Linked DNA regions of Homo sapiens: regions 2 and 3 are each linked to region 1. The links are chromatin contacts, found by Hi-C or POLR2A ChIA-PET in ENCODE. All regions are on one chromosome and are shown on one strand. Each heading gives the region's core, a stretch centred on a gene start or an enhancer-like site at or near the end of the contact. The rest is flanking DNA. Distances are from core to core; before and after follow the strand shown. Region 1 holds the start of RELB (RELB proto-oncogene, NF-kB subunit). Region 2 holds the start of ARHGEF1 (Rho guanine nucleotide exchange factor 1). Region 3 holds the start of RAB4B (RAB4B, member RAS oncogene family).

Region 1 (2,901 bases), core at 130-2,629:
ACAGCTCACTGCAGCCTCAACCTCCCAGGCTCAAGCAATCCTCCTGCCTCGGCCTCCCAAAGTATTGGGGTTACAGGTGTGAGCCACCGTGCCTAGCCAGAACACCCAAATTTTATACAAGCAAAGGAAAGACAACAAACCCTGCATCTGTGGTCTGAGAGCGCCTGGCATCCAACTTAGAACCTAATAGATCACCTAGTCGTTCTCAGGAATATGAGAGGCTTAGGAATGTGATCTAGCCAAATGGCTGCCCCTCTTTCAGCCTGAGTCCCTTCTGCAATAATCCTATCATATGCTTCTGGCGCTGGTGATAGGGATGAGCTCAGGGTTTAGGCACACAGCTCAGGATGTATACGGAGGCTACACTGCTGCCATTCGCAGACTGAATAACTGAGCTTTTGAGCTCAAAGTGGTCTGGGCTATTTATGGGTAACTTTCAGGGGCTGCAGGGAGGAACAAACCAATAAATAAAACATCCATGCATTCATCCAATAAACTTTTTTTTTTTTGAGATGGGAGTCTCGCTCTGTTGCCCAGGCTGGAGTGCAGTGGCACGATCTCAGCTCACTGCAACCTCCGCCTCCCAGGTTCAAGCTATTCTCCTGCCTCAGCCTCCGGAGTAGCTGGCATTACAGGCGCACACCAACACGCCCAGCTAATTTTTGTATTTTTAGTAGAGATGGGATTTCACCATGTCGGTCAGGCTGGTCTCGAAATCCTGACCTCGTGATGTGCCTGCCTCGGCCTCCCAAAGTGCTGAGATTACAGGCATGAACCACCGCGCCCGGCCTCCAATAAACATTTATTGGGCACCTACGGTGTTCCAGGCGCTGGTCTAGGCGTTGGGGTTACAACAACGCACAAAACATAAATTCTGAAGCTGACACGCTAGCTTTAAACGTTCCTTAAATATCTTCATCCTCAATTTACGGTTGAGGAAACTGAGGTGTAGCGAGACCTTGGAGGTTTCCGAAATATTATTATGGATGGCAGGTGTAGAGCCCTGCCAACCTCTCGATCCTGAAGCTCCCCTTCCAGCCTGAGAAACGGCAGGTTCAAGTCCCACTGGGAGACCAAAGCGGGGAGCGGCTCAGTTTGCCGGCTTGCTCAATGGGTAAGGCGTGATGGCTCTAAGCAGGCCTCAGTTGTCTCGTCCAGAGCAATGGGCAGCGACGCCTGCCCAACCCCTCCTGAGCGCCCAGCCTCCCTTTCCCGGCCGGCCCCGCCCCCGCGATCACGTGACGCGTGGGGGTTTTCCCGTTCCCCAGGCGTGACGTCACGGCGGGGTGCAGACCAATGGGCGCGCAGGCCGGCGGCGCCGGGGAATTCCGCCGCCCCGCCCCCGCCCGCCGCCCGCCCGGCCCGGCCCCGCGCCCCGCGCAGCCCCGGGCGCCGCGCGTCCTGCCCGGCCTGCGGCCCCAGCCCTTGCGCCGCTCGTCCGACCCGCGATCGTCCACCAGACCGTGCCTCCCGGCCGCCCGGCCGGCCCGCGTGCATGCTTCGGTCTGGGCCAGCCTCTGGGCCGTCCGTCCCCACTGGCCGGGCCATGCCGAGTCGCCGCGTCGCCAGACCGCCGGCTGCGCCGGAGCTGGGGGCCTTAGGTAAGCGGGGCTGGGGTTCAGGAGAGGGGTCTGGGGCGGGGCTGGAGATGCGGGGATTCTGGCGGTCCCGGAGTAGTCTGGGGGTTCCTATGGGAGTCTAAGGGTTTCGCGGGGGCAGAGTGAGGGTTCCTGAGACACTGTATTAGGGCGTAGGAAGAAGGCAGAGGGTGATGAGGGGGTACGGCCCGAGGTTCGAGCGAGGCGTCCCGCTGTAGAGTGAGAGGGGGCGGGGCCTGACCCTGAGGCAAAGAAGGGGGCGTGGCCTGACTCAGAGAAGGCGGAGCGAAAGCTGCTCTTGGGCGGTATCGGGGCGGGGCCGGGCCCAGAGAGGGAGAAGAGGGGCGGGATCCGACCCGGACTATGAGAAGAGGGCCGGGCCTGACTCAAAAAAGGAAGCAGGGCCCTACGCTGAGGGGTGAGGGGGCGGGGCCTGGCCGTGAGGGCAGGAAGGGGGCGGGGCCTGAGTTGGCCGAAAGAAGGGGAAGGGGCGGGGCCTGACTCTGGCCGAGTGGAGGGGAAGGGCCTGTTACCCAAAAAAGCAGGGCGGGGCCCGACACAGAGAATGAGGAGGGGGTGGGGCTTGCCTCCAGACGGAGAAGCGGAGCCTTGACATTGAAAAAATTAAAAGTGGTCTGACCCTGACAGGAGGATGTTTTTTTTTGTTTGTTTTTTGTTTTTTTCTTTTGAGATGGAGTCTCGCTCTGTCGCCCAGGCTGGAGTGCAGTGGCACGATCTAGGCTCACTGCAACCTCTGCCTCCCGGGCTCAAGCAGTTCTCCTGCCTCAGCCCCCCGAGTAGCTGGAATTACAGGTGCCCGCCACCACACCCGGCTAATTTTTGTAGTTTTACTAGAGACGGGGTTTCACCATGCTGGTCAGACTGGCCTCGAACTTCTGACCTCAGGTGATCCGCACGCCTCGGCCTCTCAAAGTGCTGGGATTACAGGTGTGAGCCCTTGTGCCCAGCGGGATGGGGACTTTTTAAACTGAGATTGAGATGGGGTCCCCTCCAGGCCCAACTTTAAGGGAGAAAAGGAGCGGGCCCTGAGTGTGATGAAGGGTGGGGCGAACCACAGAAACTAAAGGCCAGGACCTGTCCATGATTTAGCTGGTAAGCCTGGCCAGACGCAGGGGGGCAGTCAGGGCGAGGGGCCTGATCCAGAGGGGAAGGGCTAGAAGAGGAAGGGGTGGGGCTTCCTTGGGATATTCTCTGGTCCTCTGGCTGCCCCCCATCACCTCCTGAGACGTTTCTCCTTCTCTGCAGGGTCCCCCGACCTCTCCTCACTCTCGCTCGCCGTTTC
Region 2 (2,951 bases), core at 1-2,500, 3.1 Mb before region 1:
CCGGCCGCTTTTTTTTTTTTTTTTTTTTTTTTTGAGGCAGAGTCTGACTCTGTCGCCCAGGCTGGAGTGCAGTGGCGCAATCTCAGCCCACTTCAACCTCCACCTCAAGCGATTCTTGTACCTCAGGCTCCCGAGTAGCTGGGATGACAGGCATGTGCTACCACACCCAGCTAATTTTTGTTTTAGTAGAGACAGGGTTTCGCCATGTTGGCCGGGCTGGTCTCGAACTCCTGACCTCAAGTGATCCACCATGCTTCGGCCTCCCAAAGTGCTGGGATTACAGGCATGAGCCACTTTATGCGTATTTAAGCCTTGGAAACACAGGGACTATCTTGTGGATTGGGGCTAGTACAGAATTCAGACTGCAGCCTTTTCCCGATGCGTTGACTTACAGAAGGGGCATTTTGGAGGGTCTGTGGTCCTAACCTGGGGATAGCAGGGAGATCCCGGGGCAATGACAGAGAGGCACAGAGACACGGATTTCCTGAGAAAGGGAGAGGAGAGAGGCTGAGACCCAGGGATCATGAAGGGGACGAGCAAGGGAAGGAAGAGATGATGAGACCCTGGGAATCCGGGAGAGAGACAGGGACGTGGAGAGAAAGGGACAGAGAGAGAGCGAGAAGGAAAGGAAGAGACAGAAGGGAGAAGGGGCAACCGAAAATGGGCACGAAGAGGCCCAGGCACAGCAACAGCTGGGGAAATGACAGAGACTGAGACGGAGATGCAGAAAGATACAGAGAGAGCTGGAGAGGGTAGAGAAGGGCTTTCGGGGAGAAAGTGATGGAGGGACAGAGAGGAGAGGTGGAGGCCAAGGAGGGAAAGACCCCAGTAGAGAAAGACAGAGGGACAGAGAAGGGGATGCAGACGCAGGCGGGAGCACACCCACAGAGGCGAAGGAAGGGCGCAAGACCATGAGAACCACAGACGCGGAAAGCCGGGGAGGTCGTGGCTCGGTCTAGGGCGCACGGGGAGCAGGGCTTGCCCCCCAGCACCTCCGGGGAGGTGACCCCAGCCGGGAGATGCGAGTCCCGCGGAGCCCGCGCCCGGCGGACGGACCGATGGACAAAGCCGGGGAGAGCTCGGGCGCGGCCGGGGCGGGGGCCGGTGCCCGCAGGGACCCGGGCGCAGCGGGGAAAGGAGGGGCGGGCAAGCGGCGAGAAGGGGAAGGAAGCGGAGGTGCCGGGCGGGCGCGGGGCGCGGGCAGGAAGCGGGGAGGGGCGGCGGGGCGGGGGCCTCCGGAAAAACGCCCCGACTTCCTGCCCCGCCAGAGCCAGGAAGCGGGAGCCGGGACCCAGGGCCCGGGATCGCCGAGCCCGACCTCGGGCGCCCCGCCGGTCACCTCCGCGCGGACACCAGGTACTCGGTCCCCGGCCCCGCCCGGCCTCCTCCCCTCGGCTGTTGGGGGAAGTGGGGAGGAGGAGGGAGGGGCTGGGGCGCTGCCGGCAGCGGAGGGGCCCCCTTCGGACCCCACGGAACCAGCGGCCGCCCCTCCTTGGGCCTCAGTTTTCCCATCTGTCAAAGGGAGCAAAGAGGGGAGAACTCACACTTGACGAGTGCCCCATAGGTGGGGACGAACGGTGCGAGGCCGGGGCCAAGGCCTCCCACCTGCTCAGTGGAGAACGGACGATCACTACCATTGTACGGGTGGGGAAACCGAGGCCCGGGGAGCCAAACCGACTCGTCCCAGGGAACGCACATCGTGAGAAAGTGTGGAGTTGGGATTTGAACTCGCACGTGCTTTCCGCAAAGCGCCATCCTCCAACCCCCGCATGCTTTAGGGCCACCTAAAAATGAAAAACAACAATAACAACAACGACGAGGGTCGCTGTGAAGCTGAAAGTTGCAGAGTGCATTTGAAAGAGTTTTCGGAAAGCTCTTTTCTAGGTCATTAATTATACCGTGAGAGACAGGTGTAGGGAGAGAGCTGGAGGCCTTCTCCCATTGTACGGATGGGAAGACTGAGGTCTACAGAGAAGTCATTACTTTTTGCAGATTACACTGCATGTCAGAGGGAAAGTTGTGCTGGAACTCAAGACTATTGCTTTTCCGGTTCCAAAGGAAGGGGCTGGGGGTGGGAGACGGAGGGGATTGATGTACGAGGATTGGAAATTCAGCGGGTCCCCTAAGTGGGGAGACTAATAGGACGGGGAGCCCCAGTCCGCCGTCCGAGTGCTCAGCGCTGGGGTGACTAGGAGATCTCCGATCGAACTCGGGAGGAGTTGGACCCATCTGCACCTCCGGGCGCGGGGCGGGGCCCGGGGAGTGACGGGGGCAGTCGAGATACGGAAACGCTGGCCCTCCAAGACAGGCCAGAGCGGCCCTATCTGGCCTGCGTGGCGCAGTACAGCGCTAGAGCGGCCGGCGGGAGGAGTAGAGTCGTCGGGGCCGGAGCCCGGCAGGAGCCGGGCTAGAGCGGCTGGCAGGAGGAGTGGAGCTGGGCGCAAAGGTGGACTCAGGGCGGCTAGAGCGACGCGGCGGCAGGGGTGGGGAGAGTGCGGAGCCCGAGCGCGGAGGCTTCGGTTCCGGTGGCGGCGATGGCTTCTCTTTCCACCTGGAGCAGGTGAGGGACGCGGTCCCCAGCGGGTGTCAGACCCTGACTCTGCACGTCCTCCCCGGCATCCCTGGCCGTGCACACTGCCACGTCCCCCGTAGGATTTAGGGCCCGCGTAAGACCCGCCACGTCCATGTAAGATTTGGGTCTCGTGTAGACCCGCCTCATTCCGTATAAAGTCTTACAGACCCTCCAGGTTCCTGCCAGCCCCCCATGGAGAACTGGCTTCTTATAGACGTGGGGTCCTCATAGACCAGTGGCATCCCCTAGAATCCGGGGCTCTATAGACCATGGGTCTCGGGACCCACCACGCACCCCTATGGAATTCTGAGTCCCTTTTAAGTCTCCAGAGGTTCCACAGACTGGCAGCTGTCCCTATAGAATCATGATCCTGTATGAT
Region 3 (3,030 bases), core at 24-2,523, 4.2 Mb before region 1:
GGGAGATTACTATGGAGATCTGGCTGCTCGCCTGGGCTATTTCCCCAGTAGCATTGTCCGAGAGGACCAGACCCTGAAACCTGGCAAAGTCGATGTGAAGACAGACGTGAGTGTCATGGGGGCTGGCAAGAAATGTGGGGGGAGGACCCTTAGGTTGTGGGGATGGGCAAAAATGCTCCCACACTTGGCTCCCTGGCAGCCTAGGTATGTGCGCTGGGAGAAATTCTTTCCCTGCCTCAATTTTCTCACCAGTAAAATGGGTCCAGTTGGGAGGTGCAAAGATTAGAGGGCTCTAGGCTAATTTGCATAGCACTTGTGTGGCCAGACCTGGGCCCTGCAGCTGCAGCCTTTGCTAAAACCACTAGATCCTTTGTGGTGTGACCGCTGGTTTTCTTTCCACTGTTTCCCCTTTCTCTTTTTCAGAAATGGGATTTCTACTGCCAGTGAGCTCAGCCTACCGCTGGCCCTGCCGTTTCCCCTCCTTGGCTTTATGCAAATACAATCAGCCCAGTGCAAACGGCTCGTCTCCGTGGTCTTTGGGGTGGGGTAGGGTAGGGTGGGGACTGTACAAATGAAATGTTTCTCTAGGTTGCTGAATCTAACCAATTAACCCGCTGCCTGTGGTAACGTCAGTGGTTGCTAGGCAGAGTTTCACTGATGAAAGCCCTGTGCAGTAGGAGCGCTCCTAAGCTTAGGTTTCGGACACAAGCAAAGGAAAACCTAAGCAGCCCAACTAGGGGATTGTAGTGTCCTCTCTAGACCAGTGGGAGGGAGCCAATCGGACTACGCGGAGGATATAAATCGCACAGTAAAGGTTTTCTTGGAAGATTATCTGGAAAGGGAGGTGGGAAGTAACCTGCGCCTATCTGCCCAGTTTTCCTCCTTTTCGCCTTTGAGAACAGTAATCGCTCCCGCCAGCTCAAGATCAGCTCCTCTTCCAGCCTCTTTCTGTCAATCCTGCCCGTGCCCCCTTCTTTGCATTTGTATCCCCTCCCCCAAGTCCGCTCCGATCCAATCCGGAGACTCGACTCTGCCCCCCGTACTCCAGACTAAATCCGTTCCTCGGCTCAGCTAAGCAGCTCTGCACGTCCCTTCCCACTTGCTCAGCCAATCGCTGGGCTCGGCCCCGCCCCTTTGGGCTTGGTCCTTCTCACGCCACCAATCCGCGCCTCTTGTCCCGCCCCCTGCCCGCGAGTCCGCCAATCCCGCCCTTCGGAAAGCGTCGCCTGGTATCCAGCTGCCGGAGCGGGTCGCGCCGGAGGGGGGCGGAGGCGGAAGTGGCGGTGCCGGGCCCGGGGAGTAGGAAGGAGCCGGGGCTGTAGCCGGAGTGGAGCGGCTGCCAGCCGAGGAGCAGGCGCGGCCGCGGCGCCATATTGCGGCCCTCAGCGGCCGCGACCGAGTCATGGCTGAGACCTACGGTGAGGGTGGTGGACGAAGCTGGGGTCCTGGGTCTGGGCCCAGGGAGGATGCGGCCTGTGGGAATGGGCGGGGCTTTGTAGATCAGGGGGCGGGGTCTGGTGTGATGGAGGCAGGACCTAAGTGGATGCTGGGAGGGGTTTAGTGGGTCTGAGGCTGAGCTTAATCGATTTAGGTGGAGCCTGAGGGTCTGGTGCGTGGGTTAAATAGATCTGGGGCGGGATTTGAGGGAGCTGGTCCTGAGGGGTTCAGGGAGGCCCTGAGGGAAGAGGTGGGCCTTAATGGATCTGGGCGGAGCCTGAGTGAAGGGGCGGGGCTGACTGCATGAATGGCAGGAGTCGGGCTTATGGGCTAGAGGGAACACTGAATGGAAGCTCGGGACCCTGGGGCTGATCTGGCTGGAGAGAGCTCTGGAATGGGTTTGGGGATGGGCTGTCCTTGAGTTAGGGGCAGGACTTAGTGGCAAAGGGTGGGACTTATGCATGAGAATGGAGCCGGGTTCTGGGCAGAGGGAGGGAAGGAGAGGTCGGGAAGTGGAAAATCAGTAGGGATGCACCATAGGAGGTGGTGATTGGAGGCAGGGGAAGTGCAGGTTTAGGAGTCAGAGGGAGCCGCATTCACTCAACAAATATAGAAGAGAAGGGAGAAGAGTGCAAAGACCCTGAGGTGAGAACCAGCTTGTCATTTTCAGGGAATAGACTGAAGGTCAGGAGCTATAGTGGAGTGAATGAGTCAGAGGGTGGTAGGAGGTGAAGAGGAACAAGGGCTATATCGTAGTCCTTGTTTAAATAGCTTTCAAGAGACTTTAGCGACAAAATAGCTAAGATCTGGGACTCTGGAGCCCTTGGCCTAGGTTTGAATCTCACTTCTGCCCAGCTGTGTCACTTTGGGCAAGTCAGTTAACCTTTCTGGCCTGTTACCTCATCCGGAAAATGGGAATAATTTTTAGTCTACCTCCCTCATAGAGTTTTCCTGAGGATGATGTGAGCTGTTGATGTGAGTAAAGACCTTTAGAACTGTTCCTGGCCCACAACAACACACAATTGACCCATGTAACAAACCTGCACATGTGGGCTGGGCGCGGTGGCTCATGCCTGTAATCCCAGCACTTTGGGAGGCTGAGGCAGGCGGATCACCTGAGGTCGGGAGTTTGAGACCAGCCTGACCAACATGGAGAAACCCCGTCTCTACTAAAAATACAGAATTAGCTGAGTGTGGTGGCGCATGCCTGTAATCCCAGCTACTCGGGAGGCTGAGGCAGGAGAATTGCTTGAACCTGGGAGGTGGAGGTTGCGGTGAGCCGAGATCGCGCCATTGCACTCCAGCCTGGGCAACGAAAAGTGAAACTCTGTCTCAAAAAAACAAAAACAACGACAAAAAAACCCCTGCACATGTACTCCCTGAATCTAAAATAAAAGTTGAAAAAAAATATATAGAATGTGCCTGGCACATGGCAAGTACTACATAAGAGTTATCTGTTACTGTTACCTATTGGTTTGTTTCTGCCTATGTCTGTTTCTCTCCCTCTAACTGTGATGGTTAGAGAGAGAGATTGGATTGGAATCCATCTTTTTTCCCTGTATCTTTCTCTCCCTGTGGGTATCCCTGATTTTG

What was found. Hi-C counts contacts between places; a loop is a spot of excess contacts on that map. ChIA-PET counts read pairs that join two places held with the same protein, here RNA polymerase II (POLR2A). Pooled maps may share reads with other maps.
Region 2: a map with no recorded cell type shows a loop between it and region 1 (5-fold over the local background). The contact joins the promoter of ARHGEF1 here to the promoter of RELB in region 1. A Hi-C loop is called at or near these places in 1 of 37 single-sample maps with no recorded cell type and 1 of 50 pooled maps. POLR2A ChIA-PET finds 5 or more read pairs at or near these places in 2 of 52 experiments (A673 and activated B cell).
Region 3: a pooled map shows a loop between it and region 1 (31-fold over the local background). The contact joins the promoter of RAB4B here to the promoter of RELB in region 1. A Hi-C loop is called at or near these places in 4 of 50 pooled maps. POLR2A ChIA-PET finds 5 or more read pairs at or near these places in 2 of 52 experiments (WTC11 and activated CD4-positive, alpha-beta T cell).

What each region holds. Positions count from the first base shown.
Region 1 is chr19:45,000,085-45,002,985 of GRCh38, forward strand. It overlaps RELB (RELB proto-oncogene, NF-kB subunit), which reads left to right and starts at 1,380. Exons shown (of 12, transcript NM_006509.4): 1 at 1,380-1,601; 2 at 2,865-2,901. The coding sequence starts at 1,496. RefSeq lists silencers at 1,204-1,613, 1,934-2,213.
Region 2 is chr19:41,881,934-41,884,884 of GRCh38, forward strand. It overlaps ARHGEF1 (Rho guanine nucleotide exchange factor 1), which reads left to right and starts at 1,251. Exons shown (of 29, transcript NM_004706.4): 1 at 1,251-1,356. RefSeq lists silencers at 936-1,445, 2,310-2,459 and an enhancer at 2,326-2,535.
Region 3 is chr19:40,776,974-40,780,003 of GRCh38, forward strand. RAB4B (RAB4B, member RAS oncogene family) reads left to right here and starts at 1,274. Exons shown (of 8, transcript NM_016154.5): 1 at 1,274-1,418. The coding sequence starts at 1,403. MIA (MIA SH3 domain containing) reads left to right here. Exons shown (of 4, transcript NM_006533.4): 3 at 1-106; 4 at 424-517. The coding sequence ends at 447. It overlaps MIA-RAB4B (MIA-RAB4B readthrough (NMD candidate)), which reads left to right. Exons shown (of 10, transcript NR_037775.1): 3 at 1-106. It overlaps RAB4B-EGLN2 (RAB4B-EGLN2 readthrough (NMD candidate)), which reads left to right and starts at 1,246. Exons shown (of 12, transcript NR_037791.1): 1 at 1,246-1,418. RefSeq lists silencers at 408-537, 1,088-1,327 and enhancers at 1,388-1,457, 2,345-2,876.